2 separate regions of the Mus musculus genome follow, and region 2 is linked to region 1. Evidence: chromatin loops called from intact Hi-C (ENCODE). Cell type or tissue: left cerebral cortex. All regions are shown on one strand.

The links. A loop is a pair of places that touch in the nucleus more often than their neighbours do. Peaks named below come from ENCODE experiments on the same cell type or tissue, not always from the same donor. Only the 100,000 strongest peaks of a DNase experiment are listed, where the experiment ranks them.
Region 2: it touches region 1 in a loop (6-fold over the local background); 2 of 42 quality-filtered maps call a loop at or near these places.

The regions. Positions count from the first base shown.
Region 1 is chr16:90,565,277-90,573,276 of GRCm38, forward strand. No RefSeq gene overlaps it. Among named protein-coding and RNA genes, the nearest start is that of Gm36001, 19 kb to the left of the region's middle. In left cerebral cortex, no CTCF peak of the experiment used is centred here; DNase peaks (open chromatin) are centred at 130, 1,557, 4,755, 5,902 and 1 more place; H3K27ac peaks cover 1,652 bases.
Region 2 is chr16:90,663,218-90,671,217 of GRCm38, forward strand. No RefSeq gene overlaps it. Among named protein-coding and RNA genes, the nearest start is that of Gm36169, 10 kb to the right of the region's middle. In left cerebral cortex, a CTCF peak has its summit at 3,899 (motif pointing right); DNase peaks (open chromatin) are centred at 912 and 3,300; H3K27ac peaks cover 3,320 bases.

The DNA.
Region 1 (8,000 bases):
TGTGGCATTAGGAAGTGCATCATATTTAAACCTGTTATTTGATGCTACCAAATCCATCAGCCTGTCTCATTTCCTCCTTTGTTTGCCTGTGTTGGCACCCTCCCAAATGACTCATTTACACAATAGCGCCCTGAATTGGCAGTGATTGCCTCCCTAACCAGGGAAGGAGTGGTGTGGATTTCCCATACAATATTGTATAATACAGCTGTGTTTCTGATTGGTTTCAGAATGGCTCTCACACTGGAAGGAACCCTTTCAGGAACAAACACAACATGGGGTTGTGAGTGAGGTCCACAAAACTTAGAGTCCTGTTCTGGAGACTTACTTACTGTCTTGAGTGGGTTCCTTGGAGCTTTTTGAGCCCTGGGAGACTGAGGAATGAGACTCGTCACCAGAGGAGAAGCATGAAAGGTTCTGTCAAGGATCTGCTGAAATGAGCTTTCTCCACCAGGTCAACCAAAGGTTTCCTTTTGAAAGGAAAAACCCCTAGTGGGGAAGAAAAGAAACTTTCCAGGGGTCATAGTCTTATTTGTTTATTTTGTTTGTTTGTTTGTACAATCTGAATGGATGGTCTGGAACAAACAAAATTGATGTCAATTATTGCCTTACTGTCCCCTGTGCTTCTGATTCTCAGCTCTGTCCCCAATCACTTTTCCTGGTCACCCAGACTTCTCCAGGTTCTCAAATGTTCTGAAGCTCTTGGTGTCCAAGAAGAGGAGATGAAGAGGTCACTGGATCCCCATCACCTCCTTTTCATGGTGCAACTAGATGCTATTGTCACACAATCCATACAGATTTGTATGTACAAGAGAACATGCACATTGCATGTGGTGGGGGTTTACTAAAGACGGTGTGATCTGAACTGCCCCCTCCCCAATTCATAGGATCAAATCCTGCATTGTAGGTGACAATGAGAAGTGAGGCATTGGGGTGTGGGTTTTTCAGGATTAAAAGCAGCCTCCCTAGAAATACTTATTCTGCTATGAGATGCTAGAGTGAAAGATAGCCAGCAAGGAAGTGGGTTCCCATAAGATGTTGAGTTTGCTAGAATCTTGATCTTGGACTTGCCATTCTCCAGAGCTGTGTCTGTTACTTCAACCTTCATGGAGAGAGGATGTTCTACTTGGGATGAGTTCTAGAGAGAGCATCCTAACACTCTTATGAATTGTGTGTTTTTATCCTAAGTAGAATAAAGCACCCAATGGAGATTGATTAGAGTATTAGCTACAGATATTTTCAAAGTCTATATGCAAGAATCTTCCATCTTCGCCTTAGAGATCCTCAACATGCAGAAACTCCATCCCAAACTAACATGACTTAGCTATGGGAATGAGAAAGAGGAAGACTTTGGCTGCAACTCTTCTTCTCCAGGCAAGACAAGGATGGGGACAGACCCTGTTATTTGTGGTTTAACATGTGAGAGGTCTTCATGAGTAGCATTGGCTTCTCCATTTCCCTCCTCGAGGAGAAGGACAGCTTGTCCTCTCAGATGTTATCTGGGTGTCATCTGCTTGAGCACCTGGCTGCTGTGCCTGTCCATCATCACATGCAGAGCATCAGTTATTTTGGATATGATTGGCTTCTCTACAACTAGGCCAAGCTATATATACCCAGGCAACTTTCAGGTGTCCCGACTACTCATCATAACCAATGTGACTCAAGTACCAATGTGGCTGAAAAAAATGTTAAGTGGTTTTAGTTGGACCACTCAAGTCCTAGATTTTTTTTTTTAAATAATGAAACTCAATGAAAACAAGCTCCTGGAGTTGAGTCTTCTGGGAGTGACATTCTTCTTCATTGTAGCCCAACTTCTGCCCAGATTTTGGACCCTTGTCTCCTTTCACAGTTTTGAGACCACAGATTCAACCCTCTGATCTACGAGAGAGAGAGAGAGAGAGAGAGAGAGAGAGAGAGAGAGAGAGAGATCACACTGTGTTAGAAAAGAACTCCTATGTAGGCAATGACAATCTCAGGGAAGAGTTTTGACCTTTGCCCTTGGCTTATAAGAGGTTATACCTAAGGTTCATGAAGGGTTTATGAGATAACAATGTACTTGATTCCATAGGGGCCTTGATTGTACCCAAGAGCCCATGCTAGTGATGTGATTTATGGTGGGAGCATGTTGGAGACTGAAATACTCCACCCTCCAGGGAAGCTTCTTAAACCAGTGGGTAAACAAAATAGCTTCAGGAACTCCCTGAAACTGAACAGATTGACTAGGTCCCTCCTCTCATGAGAGTAAGCTATAAAAGCTGCCGAGAATCACGCTCAGACATTCCAAGCTACCAAGAAGACTCTGAAACCAGACCAGGGGCCCAGGAGAAGCAGGGACCAGCTGAGTTGCCTGGAAGAGATTTATAACAACTGAGTCACTTGGAAAGGACTGTTGAGCTGCCTTCAGGTTGTGTAGTGTGCTCCAGATTCCCAGCTCCTGTGAACTGTTACCCATGCTGTGGTGGGATTTGATGATGCCACTGTCTTAGAATCATTTCTGCTCCTGTAAGTAACCCCTCACCCAATAAAACTCATTGATTTATCAAATTGACTTTCATGATCTCGGTACTTTTGACTGTCATGGGCTCCCTATCTGGTGTGAATAGATGTGTATGTATACATGCATGCGTATGTGAGCATGTGAGCACATATGTGTGTGTGTGTGTGTGTGTGTGTGTGTGTGTGTGTGTGTGTGCCTGTTCCATCTCCTTAGGAAAACTCTTGTCACACAACCGAGCCCTAGATAGCTCAGTATCAGCCTGACTTGTGGAGACAGGGCATTCTTTCCCTTTCACAAATGATCAATTGAGTGTGTAGGACACCTCTACATGACTGCAAAGCATTTAGATGGAAGAGAGTTTCCTGGTTAATCACACCCGGGGTCACACAATGCACTGGGGAGAGACACAGGTGTTTTCCTGTGTCACCTGAGGATCTTGCATCCCTTGGTTGATCTGTAACTTCTTGCTGTTAAAAACCCTATGACCACAGTGACTTTTCTGAGCTCCATGAATCCTTCTGGCAAACTATGGAACCTGAGGGTGGCCTTGGGGACATCCAGTTGTTTTCAATATCAGAAATGAAGATGGCCCTGAGGACATTGAACTTTGTAACCTCCCAAGCAAAATAGTACCGCCCCGAGAAACAAAAGGAGCACCTCATCCCAACGTCCGCAGACATTTGCTCTTGCTCCCGTCCGATTGATGGGTCCCTTCTTGACTGCCTAGACTTAAAACGGTTCTTTTCCATGGTTCACCTCCTAGTGCTTTTGCACAAAAAGCAAAGATTCCATTTAATGGGCCCAGAGAAATCCACTGCTTATCGAGGACTTCAGGGGAGGCCGTGATAGAAATGAAGCAGAGCAAGAGGACCTCAGATTGCTCAGGAAAGAATTTTCTAAGAACCAGAAAGGACAGTTCTTCAGACTTCCTGAGAACAAACTATGGAACACCAGAGGGAGAATTAGGTACAGTGTTCAGTCATGATCGAGTTAATGCTTGAACTAAAGAATATTTAGAACAACATCATGTTTCCTTAAACCCCAAGTTAAAGATTAGAGAAGGGAAAGGAAGAGTCAGCAGTCTGAATCGATTCATCAAAGGCTAAACATGGGTTAATAAAATCACACTGTCAGAGTATCCTGGGAGGAATACAGTTATCTGTCTTCCAGATAGTCATGCAGGTTTAAAAGGAAAGGAGAGATAAATGCAAGTCTATGGGCCACCGGTGCTAAGCAAGCAAATATTATTTTGATCCAAATTATGCTATTCCATTGCATGAACAAAGAGCAAAGTAAATTCCACCATTAACCAGGTTAAGTGTTTTCCTACCAAGATATCTAAGATTGTTTAGTAAACATCTTGAAATAGTGAAGTTTGATGCTAATGAATTCAGAATTCATAGGAAGAATAAATATGGAAAAGAGATCTGAATATTAGATGGTTTGAATGACCCCATAGCATGAGTGGATATGCTGTAGATCTATATGTTCAGAATGCGACTTGTTTACCATGCCTAAAAGTAGACACATGAGAAATTTATGGTCTAAAAATGTGCTATTGATTCTACTATTGATTTGTTCTCTCATTCATTCATTCATTCATTCAATAAACTTTGCTTTAAGAATTATTTAATTTCAGAGTCCATATTTTGCTTCAAAATTTCAAAGGTGTGTAACAGGCTCACACTGGCTAAAGAACTTTGGGATCACTGGAGGTGTCCAGATTTCACAAGGTAAATGGTGTTCCAGAATGTTTGCGACATTGGTGGAGGTCACTCTTGTTATTTCTGAGCATGGGTCTCCTTATTCCTCAGCCTCCCTTAAGGTCACACGTGGCACTGTGACTCAGCTCTTCCAATAAAATATAGACAGAAGCTATGGCTAACCTTGCTGAGTCTGGACATTGGGAGATACACATCTCTCCTGCCTCCTGACAAACTTACCACATCTTCTGGGTTAATATTTCTGTATCATATTTCTGGTTCATTTCAGCCTACTGAAAATAAGCTCTCATATACAGATGCAGGGACATCCAGCTTACACAACACAGGAAGTTCACTCTGTCCTGCAAGACTTCAAATGGAGAGCTGTTGAACATTCAGTGAGCCAGAAAGCCCCGGTACTGGGAAGGACAGTTTCCCAGTCTTCATGATGCCCATCTGTCAATCAAAAGACAATGGCCCAATTTTGGTTCTAGACAAGAACAAGGCCTTTGAGCCTAGAGAATGATGGAGCAATGATCTGACAATCTGGAAGCAACAGAGTCCTTGCCCACAGGCCTGGCACCTTTGAATGGACAGATGGGACAGAACTGCCCACAAACCTGCCACACTTCCTTTGAGCTGTTATTTCTGAGGTTAAAAAAAATGCAAAAAAAAACCAACTATAATTTTAAAGCCATTTTATAAGATCTTTTTATTCATATTTACTGTGAAAATTTTGAAGTACAGTAGAGCTAAAAGAATTACACAGTGCATATCTATATACGCACAGGCCAAGTTACACTGTTAGCTATTCATGGTACTTTCCAATATCACATATCCTGCCATCTTTGCACCTGCCTATCCACCATCAATTTTTCTTCCATTTTTGGGAGAATTCCAAGAGAATGGCAAACATCTTATCCTGAACATTTTAGCCTGTATACTATTAAATAGATTCAATAAATTTTTTTCATTGGATAAAACATTTATATGTAATGTAATACACAAATCTTAGATGTGTGTTTGTTGAGTTTGAGAAATATTGTGCCCATGTAGCAGACACCTCTGTTCAGATTGAGACTACTCCATTTCTCAAGATCTCTTAGGCTACTTATGCTATAGCAACTTAGCTGCACTCTAAGTAGTATACAGTGAAATAACTTTAAGAATAGTTCTAGGAGATAAACACTTTTTTGTTTGTTTGAAACAGGGTCTCACATTGTATCCCAAGGCTGGCCTTGAACTCAGAATCTTCCTGGTTACATATACATTGACTATTGTTTGGTTATGAGCATCACTGACACTGTGGAACCTTTAAGAACAGTGGTGTAGAGGAAGGGAATCAGGCCAAGGGACTGCCACCCTCATGAAAACATGAATACTGTCCCATGGCAGTGTGTAAGCATTGTAGGATTGAATTAGCTTCTGAGAGAAGAAGTGGTGTAAGCCAGCCTAGCTCCTCCCCTGAATCCTTCTCCACCCATTCCCCCCACCGCAACCCCCATTCCCCTGCAAGTCCTCACTGCTGCAGTGACATACACAGGGCAGCCCTGAGCACACATGAGTTCTCACTGTGTCAACTACACAACTCTAACCCAAGCTAAGTCAATGCTGGCCCTGGGTCTCAAAGCTGCACACACTGGGCATTAGGTGGCTGTCTTTTTCTCTCTTTTTTGGTTTGGTTCAAAACTGAGGCAAACATTTTTAGTACAGCTCATGTGAATAAAATTACTTTTATAGATGTGAGCTAAAGATGTAAATTCCTATACAGCAGTCCCACTCTGAGGAGGTGTCCTAGAATATAGAAAGCATACTTATATATAACAAACTCAAATGAAAAAAAAGATGGCAGTGTATTGTTATGATAGCAATAGAAAGATACCCAGAAATGTCAGTGCTATATAGAGTAGCTGTTACATAAGCACTGTTTTATATCTGTACCTAAGATGTGTGGCACACAGAGAAGGTGAAAATTTTGTCTTATTTATCTTTAAATTAGCATACAAAGGCATGGGTTTCATAATGACATATTCATACATATATGCAATTTTATTTTGTTCTTATCTCTCATGGCTGAATAAAATTCTACTCTCTACGGTATCATAATTCCTTTATCCATTTGTCTTAGTTTAGGTTTCGTTGCTGTGAAGGGACATCATGACCAAGACAACTCTTATAAAGGCAAAACATTTCATTGGGTCTGGCTTACCGCTTCAGAGGTTCAGTCCATTACCGTCAGAGGGAAGCACAACAATATGCAGGCAGACATGGTGCTAGAAGATCCAAGAGTTCTATACTTGATCTGACGGCAGCCAGAAGGACACTTTCTTCTGCACTGGGCAGAGCTTAAGCATTAGCAGACCTCAAAGCCCACCCCCACAGTGACATGCTTCCTCTAACAAGACTATGTTTCCTCTGATAAGACCACACTTCCTAATAATGTCACGTCCCATGAGCCAAGCATATTCAAACCACCACACTTTTCATCTGTTAATGCCTGTCTAGACTGATTCCATAACTTCTTTATAGTGACTGGTGTTCTAATAAACATGAATGTTCAGGTGTATCTGTGGCATGCTAATTTGGAGTCCTTTGGGTACACAGCTAGGAGTGTTATAGATGGGTCATACCATAGCTCTAATTTTGATTTTTGTCTGTCTTTGTAGAGAATGGTGCACAGAAGAGCTTATCAGGAAGAAAAAAATATTAGCCATGCCTTGAGCCTCAGTGTTTGAAGACTGAGCTATATCTACTCCCAAAAGGCAGGGATTCCTGTATCATAAACTCAGGGCTTACAAAGTCAGAGAAATGAGATGTTGTAGCATTTGGAGGAGCTCAGTCTTTAGGGTAATGATGCAACAGTCATGAGAGTCATCACACATGTGTTAAGGTTCTAAGGATTTGATAATCAGAGTAGGTTTGGCCCCATAGGCAATGGATGGCCAACAAAGAAAATGTAAATAGGGAAGTGACATCATTAGATTTACATTTTAGGATACAACTCCAAGTGACACTGTTGACATAGAAAGAGGCATATAAAGAAGATATGGAAAATGAATAGATGGAATGCTACAGGCTTGAAGCAGCAACAGTTACTACAGAGGCCACTGAGTGATGCTGGAAGAGATTTCTTATCCTGGTTATTCCCCAAACTTCCAGCTTATGCTCTCAGGAGATTTCTGTGTACTTGGTGGTAGGGATTGTTATCATCTATCACAATATCCTTCGTTTTTCCCATAGTAATAGAAAGTTCAGTATCATCAACTCAGTTCAAGACTCTAGTGTTCAGCCTCCCTTGCAGCTATGTGTGACCACTGTCAGTGTGGGGAGCGGGTGTGGCGGCAGTCCCAAAGGCGCCAGGGACTGCAGCTAAGTCATATGACTTGCACCTGACTTCCTCATATAAGACACAAACATCTTGAGTGCTGCGCAGGTGTACCAGGATACAGGTGAATCCAATTTGGTGGAGATATGCCCCTGCTGCCCTGATTAGCTGAGGCTGCGTGCCTGGTGAGGCGGCGTGGCCTGCTGTGCGTGGATGAGAGTATAAAAGGAGTGAGAGGCCCAGGGTTCGGGGGAGATATAAACAAGGGAGATATAAAAACAAGGGAGATATAAACAAGGGAGATATAAACAGGAGATATAAAAACAGGGGAGATATAAACAGGGGAGATATAAACAAGGGAGATATAAACAAGGGAGATATATAGAGAAAGAAGAAACAGGACTGAATAAACGTGTGCAGAAGGATCCTGTTGCAGCGTCGTTCTTCCTGACTAGTTGAGTGCGCGCAAGAAGTGGTG
Region 2 (8,000 bases), 98 kb after region 1:
AAACAGAGTTGGGGTATTGAGGCTCCCCTGTCTCCTCCGGACCTCTCTGTTTTGAGTCAGGCTAGCCTGAGGTTCTGGAAGGGGCAGGGGGAACAGCAAAGAGCTAAAGGTATTAAGAACATTGTGTCTTTGAGAACAGGTGGAAGGGAGGAAGCAGGGACTGGAGAAGGAGAGAGAGAGAAGCCGAAGAGCAGTGCATTATATACATAAACAAAACTGTTAAGGAACAGGTGTAATTGCTAAAAGCACTGCTGTTGCAAACCGTTGAGTTGTGCTAAATACCTCAAAAGCCACCGAATGGCTCTTGCACCGAGCTATCACTGGACCAGCGTTTGGAAGGACAAAATCTTCAAAGCTGAGTGTTCTCTTCACAGTGTCTGTCCTTGCTAGTTCAAAAAAGACCTCACAGGGAAGCACTTCCTTGTTACAGTGAAATTAACCCCATGACAAAGCCCTGAGATTCTGCCGGCTAGCCCCCCAGGTGGATACCATTTTGACATGTGCTGTCCATCTACAGGTCTTGTGCGATTCTCGAGTTTGAATGTCCACATCCGTCCATGAGCTCCAGCCACTTTCAGGCAGAGAATAAGCCCGAGGACCAGAAGAAAGGTTTGGGAATGGGTCTGATTGTTTCTGGTTCACCTGAAACATCTGGGGAAAAGGTCTGCGGACCCCTAAGGCTGAAAGTGAATGAATGTTTGGAGCAACTTCAAGCTGATGAAATAATCACATCAAAATTAGAGCTATTTAGATCACGTCTGTGAGGCTGTCTGCCTGCTCTCTGATGAGAGCACAGCAAAGGGAACCTTTCTTGTAACTTGGCCCTCCTCATCCTGGGGGTGGGAAGTAGATTTCAGAGATGTATTGGAGCTTCAAGGCAAGAAGATGGAAAACAGCCCAGACTTGCACTGCTCTCCGGGAGGTGAACGCTGGACACCAGCGCTGTGTTCTCCACCAGTGCTTCCTGCATGGCTTGAGCTACACTTGTTTTCAGCCCGTTGTGCTTCCAGTTCCAGAGAAATGGCTATTTTATTTGGCTTTAAGTCTATTGCTCATGCGGCACAACATGTCTGCTGCTGCCTAGCCAAGAAAGAGAACGAGAAGAGATTAAAAGCAGTTCTGTCTAGTGAACAGGTGCTGCGCATTATCTAATAGCAAACTAAATATATATATATATATATATATATATATATATATATATATATATATAAAAGGAGTCTAATTAGCGTCCTGGCATGCCTCCGGCTGCTGGCTTCCTAGCTCTTTAACCCTTGAGATGCCTCTCCTAGAAATGGACAGAATTCACTGGAAGGGGAGTCTGTGGTTTCACATTCGGGTGTGTGCATGCAAGTGTATGTGCACGAATGCCTCTGTGCTTGTGTGGGTGGGTGGGTGGGTGGGTGGGTGTGTAGGGGAAAGTAGAGAGTCCAGGAAGGGATTGGTTTTGTCTGGCAATGCCAAACAATGATAACATTAATAAGAAGATTCTAGTCATCCACAGTCTTGTTCCTCAAAGTGTGGACCTCAGCCCTGCAGCCTGCACGTGCCCAGGTAGCTTGTCAGAGATGACTGACATCTTGGGCCCCACCCTGGAGGTGCTGTATTAGAGCCTATATGTCTAACAATGGGCTTCTACATGACTTCTAGACACACTGAAGTCTTAGAGCAGCATTCCAGGGACTGGAGGAGAACGGATTGAACTGGGATGGTAGGAGTGGACTGAGACTGAAAGAAAGGGCAGGTTTTGGGTGGGGGTTCGATACTTGCCTACAGCAGAGTCAGTACATTTTCCTTATAAAGTTCTCATGGCAACTATTTGTGCCCTGCAGGCCTTGAGGCCTCTGTTTAAGCAGTCAGCTCTCCCACTACAGCACAAAGGCAGCCACGGGCATTATGCAAACAAATGAGCAGAGCTGTGATCCAGTAAAACTTTATGTCCAAAAGCAGACATAAGGTTGCCTTGGCTCATAAGTAGTAGCATCCCTGGCCTCTGTTTTGAGAACACAAGTGTGTCTTTGTGCAGCATAGAACAATCTAGACAGCCTATGGGTTTGACTCCACTTCATCCCAAGACTTGAAGTCACTAGATCTGTCAACTAGACTGAATTCGTCTTGTTCTTCAGTGGCATGTGATCTAGCTGCGTTTCTCATATGCATTCTTTAGTCTCGAAATTGTAACAAATTCATCTCTTTGTCTACTTGAAGCATTCTTAATCAGGAAGTGTGACTTGAGGTACTCTCAGTTATCTTCTGAGAACCAGAGGATAGCACCAGCCCTCAACTGGTAAGACATACAGCTCAGCAAAGACTGTAAATGGCAGATCTAGTGTTGGTGGCTTCTCTCCTTGCTTTTTGTCTGTATCGCCATAGCAACCCCATCTATCTGTCCACCATCTTGGGACTTGCACCAACACATCTCCCTGCCAGTCTGATATGTGGGGATCTGGAATTGTGGAAGAGCAAAAGACTCAATAAAAAGACTAACAGGCAAGGGGTCCTGCAACACTACTTCTGCAAGAGGCATTCATTGCCAGAAGTCGAAGTCCAAAGATCACATTTCAAGTTTGTGCTGTAAAGCAAAGCACAGTACATTCTCTTGCCTTAGGGTGGATCTCCAGGAGCAGATCCTGAGATTTTAGTGCAGAAGTAACTCTGTCAGCCGCTGGTGAGGTTATGGGGACCTGATGCAAAGCAAGAAAGCAAGCCAGCAAAGACCATCCTGTAGCAGGGCCACAGGCAATGAGAGCCACTGTGGTATCCTGGAAGCTAGTGGGGAACTTATCTTAGAATTACCTTGCTGGAGAAGGCAGAAGCTGGGAGTTTACATGCCAGCCCCATCGATCAGGGAGCAAAGGGTGGATGCTCGCTCCCACCGGTGGAAAGAAGAAGGGAGATGATGTCTTGGGGTTTCTTTTCTAACCTGTCTCATGTGTAACATGCAGCAGAGCCCTGAGACTGGAGAATGGCCTCTGGTAACACTGTAGAAGCCAGAAGATGGGAAATCGACTTGGTGACAGAAAAATGGTGCCCATGGAGGGGTCCCCTGCCCTTTCTCCTCACCCTCTCTGAACACAGAACTGAGTAGACTCACAACAGACCCAGGGAATCTGTGTCGGCGTGGGTTGCACTCAGTTGCAAGGAATTGAAAATGTGACTAAATAGCACTTTAAATATATTTAGAGGCTTTGTTTTCTCATGGAGCCAAAAACCAGGAAACAAGAATACAGGGTCTGACTGGGAGATTCTGCAGCTTCAGAAGAGAGGCTCGCCTTCCGTCTTCCAGTTAGTCATCCAGCCTCATGCTGGCCCACTGGTAGGGTGGTCACTCCAGCACGTAGCACCATCCACTCTTAGGGGAGGAGGAGGAGGAGGAGGGCAAAGGGCAAATGACTCCTGCTGGCGTACTCTATGATAGCCTTCCATAAGTCCTTCCCCAGAACTCCAGCTTCCACATCTTTATCCAAACGTGGAGCTTGTCTATAAGGAGACTAGAAAACAGAGGTTTAATTTTAAATCTGGACACATTGCTGCCCTGAACAAAATTTGGTAAAGAAGAAATCAAGGGCAGATGCTGGGTAGGAGCTCAACCATCTTTGCCACGTGACATTTCCCACACGCACACACTGTGACACTGACACACAAGTTACTTAAGCAAAGCGCATAGCTTAGGAAACCCTTGAAAGCTACATAAGGTTTGCGCTAAGGATAAAGGGGAGACATCTAATCTGAGCAAGACAGAGGCTCCCTACAGCTAACTCATGCTAGGGTGCTGTACATGTTAGCATTTGCTGGTTGACTAAATGACCTTTTTCATAATTATTTTTCTTTTTCTTTATTTTTGTGGTTATGGGTATTTTGCCTGCACATGTACATCTGTGTGTGTGCCTAGTACCCACAGAGGCCAGAAGAGGGCATCACATACCCGGAAATGAAGTTACAAACAGATGTGAGCCTCCATGTGGGTGCTGGCAATTGAACCCTGGTCCTTTAGAAGAGCAACAAGTGCTCTTAATGGTTAAACCATCCTCTGAGCCCTTTTCCCCTTGAAAATTTGGAGGTAGAATAGGAATGAGCAGCATAAATGGAATGAGATTTATTGATTCCCTGTGTATGTATCATAAACAAGAATAACGCTTCTCTAATAAAGTCTCTTGGTTTTTAGTTAATAGTTGTCTTAGTTAGGGTTTTACTGCTGTGAACAGACACCATGACCAAAGCAAGTCTTATAAAGAACAACATTTAATTGGGGCTGGCTTACAGGTTCAGAGGCTCAGTCCATTATCAAGGTGGGAACATGGCAGCATCCAGGCAGGCATGGTGCAGGAAGAGCTACATCTTCATCTGAAGGCTGCTGGGAGAAGACTGACTTCTAGGCAGCTAGGATGAGGGTCTTATAGCCCACACCCACAGTGACACACCTACTCCAACAGGGCCACACCTTCTAATAGTGCCATTCCCCGGGCAGAGCATATACAAACCACCACACTAGTGAAATGCATCAATCACAAATTTCCCACTTTCCCAAAGACTCTATGGAAACGACAGTGAGGGAAACTTGAAAGCCTAAAAAAACAACATAATTAATGAGGAGTGTACTGGCTGGTTTTGTGTGTCAACCTGACTCAAGCTGCAGTTATCACAGAGAAAGGAGCTTCAGTTGGGGAAGTGCCTCCATGAGATCCAGCTGTGGGGCATTTTCTCAATTAGTGATCAAGGGGATCAAGGGGGAAGGGCCCCTTGTGGGTGGGACCATCTCTGGGCTGGTAGTCTTGGGTTCTATAAGAGAGCAGGCTGAGCAAGCCGGGGAAAGCAAGCCAGTAAAGAACATCCCTCCATGACCTCTGCATCAGCTCCTGCTTTCTGACCTGCTTGAGTTCCAGTCCTGACTTCCTTTGGTGATGAACAGCAGTATGGAAGTGTAAGCCAGATAAACCCTTTCCTCCCCAAGTGCTTCTTGGTCATGATGTTTGTGCAGGAATAGAAACCCTGACTAAGACAAGGAAAAAATTAGGATAGGCTGCAGGGTAGACACAGAGACCTAACTCAGTTCCCACAGAACCACGAAGATGTCTGAAGAGAGGAGGCAGAGGAAACACAGCAAGTGGGAGCAGGCTTCAGCTGAGAGGGCGTGGAAAGTGTCTGTGCCCGACTGCTTCCTGGACCTGAGGCAGGGAGTCTTGTTCTCCAGGGTACTGAAACAAAGATGTTCTTCTCAGAAAACTCAATAAGCTCAGGGTAGATTGGGGACCAGGCTGAAGGTACCGAGCGACAAGTGACATCTCTGTGTAAATAGTGGGACTGCATTCTTCCTTTCCTGTTCCCAGAACCTCAAGATTCTGAAGAGAAAATACATCCAACGGTTTGAGGTTTTGAGATCCTCAGGTGAAGGAACCAGACATCCCCTCCCGGATTCTAAAGTGAGTGACACCTTCCGATAGTGAAATTTCAGGACTCCGGAGATTAAAATATGGACATCTGTAAGGGGGTGAGAAAAAATCAGTTCACATTATTTAGAATGAATGACCCCTGACTCTTGAAACTATCCTAAGAAGGTTTAAAAACAAAAACAAAACAAAAACAGGGCTGGAGAGATGGCTCAGCAGTTAAGAATTGTCTGCTCTTCCAGAGGTCCTGAGTTCAATTCCCAGCAACCACATGGTGGCTCACAACCATCTGTAATGGATCTGAAGCCCTCTTCTGGGGTGTCTAAAGATAGCTACAGTGTGTGTGTGTGTGTGTGTATTAGATAAATCTTTTAACAAACAAACAATTTCAGGGTTAAAATCCTGCTTAAGAACATATTGAACCTAAGATACACACTCAACTAGGTTGCTAGTCTCATATAAAGATGGGATAAAGAAATTTTCTTTTTCTGTGTGTGTGCATGTGCTTGTGAGCATGTGCATGTGCAAGTGGGGTAGGGGCACATGCCACAGTCACCCATATGGAGGTCAGAGGTCAACCTTATGGAGTTGGTTCCCTTCGTCCACCTTTACGCAGATTCCAGAGGTGAACTCAAGCACCCAGGCTGTGGGTAAACACTTACCCCACTGAGCCATCCTGCTAGCTCCGGGAAAAGCCATACCCAGAAAACCTACCCTCCAGGGGTTTCTCTGTATAGCCCTGGCTGTCCTGGAACTCACTCTGTAGACCAGTCTGGCCTCGAACTCAGAAATCTGCCTGCCTCTGCCTCCCAAAGGAAAGATGAGTGGAGAACTAGGAAGACAAGGGCCTGCTCTGTGGGATAGATGGGTTCGTTCCTGCAGAAGAGAAACTCAAGAAAGAAGTAACAGGCAGAAGAGAAGCATCATGGGAGCAGTAGTTGGAGCATGAGTTTTCTGTCCCGCTGAGAGTGAGCAGGAAGGAAAAGAATCAACTACAGGACATGTTTGCAACATTGTAAAGTGGCAAGTAGAAAGATGGATAATTAGAAGACTCTATTGAAGTGATGAAAGAGATGAAATGAGCCAGGTGTGGTGGCACACGCTTTTAATCCCAGCACTCGGAAGGCAGAGGCAGGCAGATGTCTGAGTTCAAGGCCAGCCTGGTCTACAGAGTGAGTTCCAGGACAGCCAGGGCTACACAGAGAAACACTGTCTGGAAAAACCAAAAAGAAAGGGAGGAAAGAAGGAAGAAAGGGAAGACGGGAAAGAGAAAGAGAAGCACCAGCTCACTCTGGGGCAGAAGTAAAGGTTTCATGGGGAAGGAAACAGGTGGGTGTTCTTTGTATATTAAACTCACAATGCATGTGTAATTAAAAAACAACTTTAGAAGTGTTGTCGGAAAATTAATGACACAATTTCTCACACTTAGGCAACAATGGGGATCACTGCACATCTTTCCAACTCCAGTAGATCTCTGACTCCCTCGGCAGCTTCACTAACACACCCTCACAAGAGGTTCTCCTTCTTCGTCTCGTTGTTCTGGCTCACATCACAAATAAACTTCCTGCACTAAAACCAAACTCATTTTGAATCTCCTCTGCCTCTAACTTGCGGAGCCCCATTTGAATGCAGTTCTGAGAAAATTCCAGAATGCACTCGTGCGTGTTGGGGAAGGGGTCTGTCTTATGAAAATGAGATATTCTCTTGTCATCAAAAATCAGAAAATGTCTCATTCTGGCAACTAAAATCTCCAGACCTGCCTGCTAGCCTAAATTTTACTTCAGTTTGAAGAATACTACAGAAGCAAGCAGGCTGCCTCTGGGGCATTAAACCAGCCGCTGCCCTTGGAGTGTTGAACCCTCAGAGTTGCCCTCAGAGTGTTGAACAAGGGTTCTCTGGTCCCTGGAGGTGGAAGAAGAGGTCAGAAATGAGAGTGTGGAGTGACAAGAGACCCATGGTGAGGACTTTCATGAAGTGAGGCTGTTCTCAGGCAGTTCTTGGGGGTCTCACTGTGATTCTCTTCATCTGGGTAAATATTCAATGGTGATTTACCCCAGACTACTCCTCTTTGAGCTCCTGGGCAGTAACCTGTCCCTGTCCTGAGAACTAAGATACTCTCACCCTACGCTGCCCACAAGACTCGGACCCTCACCTTCAGAGTTTTCAATTTTTATTTTATTATTTATTTATTATTATAAGTACACTGTGTCTGTCTTCAGACACTCCAGAAGAGGGCTTCAGATCTCATTACGGATGGTTGTGAGCCACCATGTGGTTGCTGGGATTTGAACTCAGGACCTCTGGAAGAGCAGTCAGTGCTCTTAACCACTGAGCCATCTCTCCAGCCCCAAGCTTTCGAATTCTTTAAGAGTGATTCTGTCACTGTCACTTAGGCCCTTCAAACTTCTATCAGGTGGCACCCATGAAAGCCTAACTCCCCAGGCTTGTTGAGAGATGTTGTGAGTGGAATAATTGGTGTTTGGGTTCTCTCTAACAATCTCCCCCCATCTCCAACCCCATGCTCCTCCAGCGTCTTTTATAGGCTACAGCCGGGTAGCCAGGCGAGCGCCTGCGATGGCTTGCTTTGCCTATCAATCTGATTGCGTCACGAGACCC